Linked DNA regions of Homo sapiens: region 2 is linked to region 1. A link is an interaction called in ENCODE POLR2A ChIA-PET data of the cell type or tissue named here. Cell type or tissue: IMR-90. All regions are shown on one strand.

Region 1 (4,000 bases):
TTAGCCAAACTCTAAAAACCTGACTTAAGACAAAATCTTAAACTACCTCATTTACTATGGAACAAACATCAGTATCTGTTCTCATTCTGACATTCCCCAGTGTTTACTCCTTTTAGGTTGGAGGAAGCTCTGATTAATAGCATATCTGCAGCAGCCAAATTTTCTGCCTTGTCTTGCTTAAATGAGTTTTCATTTCTCACCAGAGAGGGTTATGAAGACTTCCTCTTTCCCAGATAAAGTCTTTCCCTTTTGGCTTGCTTTTCTCAGGATACATGAACAAAGAGCTATTCATGCATTGTGTCTATTTCTGCACCATCTCTGCACTTGTTCATTACGGACCCTTGTGAACAATCTGTCCAGCAAATCAGGTGTGAGTTGTCCATCTACTAATTTACCATCCTTACCATCCTGTAGGACCAGTAAGAAGAATTCTTTTTCTATCCCCTAGTCCGGACAACTGCCCAAGAGCAACATTCTAATGCTGTGTACTCCATCTCCTCCCTTAATCTCAGTGGCCTCGATTAATCCATCTCTCCTTCTCTACTGGATGCTTTGTGTCCTCTTTTAAAATGCAGTAGTTTCTCTTAAAAACAACAGACTATCTTTACTTTCTATTTTCCTGTTCCACTTACCAGCCAGACTCTGAAATAACATTATACTCACTTGACTGTCAGTCTTCAGCCATCTCAACTAGACCCCAACCCCCAACACTCTATGAAACTGCATCTTGCTAAGGTCACTGATGACCTTCTTGTGGCTAAATTCAATGGACAATTTGCATTCCTCATTTTAAAAACTGTGGTAAAAAATACATAACATGAAACTTACTATCTTAACGATTTTCAAGTGCACAGTCAGTAGTGTGAAGTACGTTCACATTATTGTGGAAGAGATCTCCAGAAGTTTTTCATCTTGCATATTCGAAACTCTATACCCATTGAACAACTACCCCTTCCCCCTCCCCCTAGCCTGTGGTAACCAGCACCATTCTACTGTTTCTATGAAGATGACTACTTTAATTCTTTTTTTGGAGACGGAGCCTCACTCTGTCACCCAGGCTGGAGTACAGTGGCACAATCCCGGCTCACTGCAACCTCCACCTCCCTGGTTCAAACGATTCTCCTGCCTCAGCCTCCTGAATAGCTGGGACTACAGGTACGTGCCACCACGCCTGGCTAATTTTTGTGTTTTTAGTAGAGACGGGGTTTCTCCATGTTGGTCAGGCTGGTCTCGAACTCCCGACCTCCAGTGATCCGCCTGCCTTGGCCTCCCAAAGTGCTGGGATTACAGGCGTGAGCCACCACACCCAGCCCGAAGATGACTACATTAGATACCTCCTAAGCCTGACCCGAAGATGACTACATTAGATACCTCCTATCAGTGGAATCATACAATATTTGTCTTTTTGTGCACATTCCTCATTTTACTTAGTGTCTGGCTCAATTGACTACTGCTTCTCTTTTCCTGTCATTTGTGCCTCAACCCTATTTACCTGCCTGTTTTTAGTAGTATTTCACTGGCTATTCTGTTGCCCGAGAGTTCTCTGTCCTAGGCTTTATTTCTCTGTACTCTGCTATCATTAGTACAGTGACATTACTCTGTCCTGTAGCTTTAACACCACCTAATGTCCAGATTTATATCTAGCCCAGCTGTCTCCTATGAGCAGTAGCCCATATTTTGAATTGCCCTTTAGTTATTAATACCTCTAATATCTCTCTGTCTCAAATCATCTTTCACCATGTCCAAATGACTCTACTTCCAAATTTATATTTTTAATCTATCAGTGGTGTGATGGGTCCCCTACCAGGTTACTTAAGGGTGTTATATTCAATGCTTGAAACTTGAGGGCCAGGCAGTTAGCTAAGGCCATGGTGCCTAGCCGAGAAGCAGGGGTCCCTGAGAACGCAAACATCCTGAGGCATGGCTGGGAATATACCAAGGAAAAAAGTCCCAGCACACTCACACACGCGCGCGTGCGCACACACATACACGGCAAAGAGCCAGAAAATTAGCTTAAAAGCAGCCTAGAGATGGGAGGCGGTGTGGATCTCTTGGAGCCATACTGCTGCTGTCCAGCAGTGCCCTGTATGTATGTCCTAATAAACTCATCTACTCATCAAGCTGGACTTGTCTGAGTCATTCTCTTGGCAACGTCCCAGTTTTCCCAGTTTGCGGAGGGTTGGGGGGGCATTACAGTCCCAAGTTTTTCTCATTACGCCATCCATCTACCCCATTTCTCTGCTACCACCCTCTCTCATCCAGACTATGATAAGCACTAACTTATACTAGTGATTTAAGAACTGTCTAACTGCTCTCTTGCTTCCTCTCTTGCCAAATCCTGCCCCTTCCAGCCCCTGTGTTTTCTGGCATGGTTTAGTATAGCCCATGTGCCTTAAGAAAAAACAACAAAACACATTTTATCAAATCATTCTTTTGATTAAAACCTTGCAACAAATTCCTACTGCAGTTAGGATAATACCCAAAGTGCTTAACATTCTCTACAAAATCCCCAAATGACCTGTTATGATCAACCTCTCAATTATCTTTCCACACCAATTTTCCCTTTATTCACTGAACTCCAGTCACATTAGACTACCTGTACAATGTCTTGAACAAACTAAGTTCTTCCAGGATTCAGGCTCTTGGTCATTAATGATAATATTATTACTTTTACTTCATTTTTTAACTTACATGTAAATCATTTGTTAATAATAAAAGCAAATATTTTTTCATCGCTTAATATGTATCATCATATTTAATCCTTCCAATAATCTTTCAACCCTGGTACTAAAATTATCCTTGGTAATTTACTAAAGTTAGTACTTTGGTATATGGTGGAGCTACTGTACTGGCACCCATGGTTAGAATAACTTCAGTGGAATGAGGAGAACAAAAACCAGGCTGCAGGGGCCTGGTGTGGTGGCTCACACCTGCAATCCCAGCACTTTGGGAGGCCAAGGCAGGTGGATCACCTGAGGTCAGGAGTTCAAGACCAGCCTGGCCCACATGGCAAAACTCCGTCTCTACTAAAAAAAATATAAAAATTAGCTGGGTGTGGTGGTGGGTGCCTGTAATCCCAGCTACTCGGGAGGCTGAGGCAGGAGAATCACTTGAACCTGGGAGGCGGAGGTTGCAGTGAGCCAAGATCCTGCCATTGCATTCCAGCCTGGATGAGAGAGCGAAACTCCGTCTCAAAAAGAAACCAGGCTGCAGGATGGTAAAGTTCTCTATCAGTAATAAAATTTCAAAATGTTAATTTGGGTCATCCAGATTTTGATGGAATTATATGCAAACTATGTTCTAAGAAGAAATCTGTCACAAAGGCGAACCTTAAAAAAATCTTAAAAATAATGCAAACATTTTCTTTTACAACATAAAAATGGCATCTTCAATTAAAATTTTAAATGCTTCCTATTTCTGAATATAAATATGATAAAATGATCAAATAGACTAGTGACTTATTACATACCCACACGACGAGTTTTCAATAAGAGGAAAAATTCACAAACCTTGAAATATACGTTTTATTAAAAGGTAAAGGAGGAAAATGACAATAAATTGTCCTTGGTATTCTACTTCCACAAAGCAAACTTTTATGTAATAATATTGCTAAGCAGAAACTAGAATATATCAGAGTCATAGCTAGATTCTGCCCTTTTGGGGTTCACTGGCATAGCAAAGCTATTTATTTTAGCCAAGGAAACTGCTAGGCATGTGAAAAAAATAAGTATTTTCTGCTGGCTTCCTGACAATAAATATGTTGAGTTTGCTCATTTGTAACTATGATCTCCCTTCTGGAAAACTAAATCAACTAAACCTCAGGTGGGAATTTCTGGTACTCTCAATCATAAGCTATCCATTTATTAATTGGTTTTCAATAGTCTTTGTTTCTGTAGCAGCCTGAAAATGTTACTTGAGCCTGCTAATTCTACCTTTATTACATAGATGGCATCTTGAGAATTTAAAAATAAGCAAGTAGAGTTATCCTTGCTTTGCACAT
Region 2 (4,000 bases), 330 kb after region 1:
ATTTCACTGGTGCTACTACTAAACATGTGTGGCATAACAAAATTCAACAGCGACATGAGTTCTAACAGATTGTTCTGTACAGGTGTGCCTGTGAGCAGCAAACGGTTATTTGCCTGTGAATGAAGGTAAAATTTATATTAGCTTTTTCTTAAAGAGCCACTCCTTTCATGTCTATCCTCCCCAGTGAAAGGTGAAGGGAGGAGAGATAAATTAAAACCATTATTAATAATTTAACATTCTGTGATAAATGATATAGTAATTTAAATAATTGACGTCCGCTATTATCAACAGCAATGAATACGAAAACCATTGGTCTTCTTTTATAAGTAGGTAACTTGTGTCCTCGTATCACCTTTATGAGATGATGAAAGATTATTTATAAATAGTTTAACATATAGAACAGGTAAATTATGGCTTATGACCTAATAATTTTTTAAAGGGTTGTTAAAAAACAAAATCAAAGAATACGTGACAGAGGCCATCTAGTCCATAAAGTGTGAAATATTTACTATCTTCCCTTTTACAGAAAAAACTTGCTAACACAGAATACTACATATATTAAACTACATAATACAGATTCTGCTAATAAATACTACATATATTAAATTACGTAATCTAAATTTTACAGTAATTTGGAAAACTTTACAAACATTCTCTTACATTAATTGTCATAAGGTGCTGGTAGCGAATGGAGCCCATATTCTTCAGCATATGGCCCTCATCAAAAATTGCGTAATTAAGTTTCAGCCGTCGAAACAGACTACGGTCATCAGAACTGCTGATCGCACAGTTATATCTGTCACCAAAAGAAAAAACATCTCTAAGGTTATACCTTTAAGAGCTTGGAGTCTAGTGAAATTTAATGTCTTATAAAATCATTTTTTATTTACACATTTCTAACAGCCAGTACTTAAAGCACAGCACTAGACACGGGTGATACTCAAATAAATACTGACGTACTTGTATTTAATAATTATTGATGTACACTGTAACCAAGCTATGAAAGCTGCAATACATAATTGAAAGAAAATGTTAAAAGGCTGGGAGCGGTGGCTCACACCTGTAATCCCAGCACTTTTGGAGGCCGAGGCGGGCGGATCACGAGGTCAGAAGATCGAGACCATCCTGGCTAACACGGTGAAACCCTGTCTCTACTAAAAATATAAAAAATTAGCCGGGTGTGGTGGTGGGCGCCTGTAGTCCCAGCTATTCAGGAGGCTGAGGCAGGAGAATGGCGTGAACCCGGGAGGCAAGAGGTTGCAGTAAGCTGAGATCGCGCCACTGCACTCTAGCCTGGGGGACAGAGTGAGACTCCGTCTCAAAAAAAAAAAAAAAAAAGAAAATGTTAATGTTACAATCGGACAACTTCTACATACCCAGGAGGAGGTCAATTTGGGTATAACTTGTAAGTAATCTGCTCCATGAAGTGTTATATTTTAATAAGCACAAAAAAGAACGTGAAGCTAAAACATGTTTCTCTTTAAAACTTAATATTTTATTAAACTAGCAGATTAGATCCAAGAAATAATAGTTAATAGCTAGCAGCTTGAGACTGCATATGGAGCCTGTTTTATTAAGAAAAAATAAAATTCCGCATGAATTTTTAAAGGACAGACTCCTACACAAGAAGCCAGTAGAGAGAAATAATAACTACAGTTAAAATAGAACTTTAAATAAATCAACTAATGTAACACAAGAGCATTAAGTTCTGTGCAAGATATTTACATCAATTATTACCAAGTAGTATTATTAGTATTATTTTTCATTTTTATTTCTGCCCTAACTCAAATTTTTCATTGAGAAAATGAAATTTCATTGTATTTATTACAGATACTTATTTGTAAGTTAAAAATATAAATAATTTTGGTGGGATATCTCAAATTTTACTTTAAGCTTAACTGAGAAATTACTATTACAAGACGACTTTTTTCAATAACTAGGCAAAACCTTTTTATAGTCACCATTAATGAGGTGATTCACTAACAAAAACCTCCTATATGGGTATTACACACCAAACTAAAAAATGCCTGAATCCTCAACATTAGTCATTCTATTACTTTCGTATCACAGTTAACAGCATAAACTTTCCTACATAGTACTACTACAATTTCTTTTTTAAATTTGGGGGCTGCATAAATATCCATCCTCCCCAAATTTCTCAATACTTACGTGGTCACAATTACATTGTAATCTTCATATCTACTATGAATGTTAAATCTAATTTGTTTACGTTCTTCTTGAGAACCTAGAATTTAAAAACAATAAACACATGACTATTTATTGTGCTGTACTTTATTTTTAATTTCCAAAGTTAAAAGCAGAATGACATATTCTTACCATAGTAACAGAGGACCTTCAAAGTAGGGCACCATAAATTAACTTCCCTTAACCAGTTATCTATGGAACAGAAGAGACATTATTTGCATCTGCTACAATAGGGTATGTTCACATGGTTAAATTAACACTAAACTTTGACAAGTGCTACTCAGAAATCAGTCTTTTATAAAAAGTAAATACTGGCCCAGCAAGGTGGCTCATGCCTGTAATCCCAACACTTTGGGAAGCTGAGGCGGGTGGATCACCTGAGGTCAGGAGTTTGATACCAGCCTGGCCAACATGGTGAAACCCCATCTCCACTAAAAATACAAAAATTAGCCAGGCATGGTGGCGGGCGCCTGTAGTCCCAGCTACTCGGGAGGCTGAGGCACGAGAACCTGGGAGGCGGAGGTTGCGGTGAGCCAAGATTGAGCCACCACACTCCAGCCTGGGTGACACAGCGAGACTGTCTTAAAAAAAATAAATAAAAATTAAAAATTAAAATATAAATACCATGGCGATTGTTTTTATCACAGACCCTTTACAATATTACTCCTTATGAAACCTATGTAAAATGATCTTGAGGTTTTGTGAGGCATCAAAATGAAGGGCAGATGACCAAATATTATATTTACAGTTGATTATTAACCTCCAATTTAAAGAGAAGGGGGTTTTCTTTGTTACATTCACATGTACAAATATTCTCTTATTCTAACTTCTACATCCAACGAATTGAGAAAGAATGGAACAGTTATGTGTGTAGGAATTAATTACGTATCTGTTTAATTCTACATTTAAAAGTACTCATTTTCTCTTAGTCACTTTTAAAAGTAACTAAAAGTATTATGAAACCAACATAAATCGTCCTTGGTCTAAAATTTTAAAACTGACTTACATTTGAGTTCTTTTTAAAAGACTGCCAATATAATCAAACACACATATATAAACAAAGGAGAAAAGTATAAAGAGACCATAAAATTAATATTCATCTCTACAAACTAAGAAACCACAACACCCCTCCGACACACACCCTTACACACACTCTCTTCTACCTATATAAAACATGATAAAGTTAAATACAGTTGTCTCCAGTATTACAAACCTATAGTTGAAGCTGGAACAACGATCAAATGAGGACCATTATTACCCTCCTGATAGAGGTATGCCAGAAATGCAATGGCTTGAATAGTTTTTCCTAGGCCCTAAAAAGTTTAAAAGACAATATATAACATTTTAAAACAAACAAAAAATAAATACATAAAAATACAGAAGAAAAAGCAGTAATTCTGTGCTGTATTCACTTTTGATTTCCCAGAATGCAACTCTAAAGGAATTTCTACTATGTTCTTAGTTCTCAAATGACAGAATTGATTATAATCTCCAAATGATGCTATAACTTACTTTACTGAGCAGTGGATAGATCTTCATTGCTAGTTCATATACAATACACATTAATATGGAAGACTTTTTGCATTGCATGGAAAGGATATAATTTTGGTTATTGCTTAGACACAGTGAATGTTTAATATCCACTGAATGGTTTAAGGGCAATGTCCCATGACTAAATGGAGGAAACATATGCCTAATCTATCCCAGCAATTCTACCCTTAAGAATATAATCATGAGATATGAGCGCTTATGTTGGCAAAAGGACTTGGGTAAGAATGTTCATAGTTTTATCTTA

What was found. ChIA-PET counts read pairs that join two places held together with the same protein. Peaks named below come from ENCODE experiments on the same cell type or tissue, not always from the same donor. Only the 100,000 strongest peaks of a DNase experiment are listed, where the experiment ranks them.
Region 2: POLR2A ChIA-PET joins it to region 1 with 5 read pairs; 1 of 35 experiments calls an interaction of 5 or more read pairs at or near these places.

What each region holds. Positions count from the first base shown.
Region 1 is chr4:94,601,664-94,605,663 of GRCh38, reverse strand. The region is part of intron 7 of PDLIM5 (PDZ and LIM domain 5); the gene reads right to left. Among named protein-coding and RNA genes, the nearest start is that of PDLIM5, 150 kb to the right of the region's middle. In IMR-90, no CTCF peak of the experiment used is centred here; a DNase peak (open chromatin) is centred at 2,143; H3K27ac peaks cover 165 bases.
Region 2 is chr4:94,273,135-94,277,134 of GRCh38, reverse strand. It overlaps SMARCAD1 (SNF2 related chromatin remodeling ATPase with DExD box 1), which reads right to left. Exons shown (of 24, transcript NM_020159.5): 12 at 3,419-3,518; 13 at 2,338-2,397; 14 at 2,170-2,245; 15 at 661-796; 16 at 1-113. Among named protein-coding and RNA genes, the nearest start is that of SMARCAD1, 67 kb to the right of the region's middle. In IMR-90, no CTCF peak of the experiment used is centred here; a DNase peak (open chromatin) is centred at 2,004.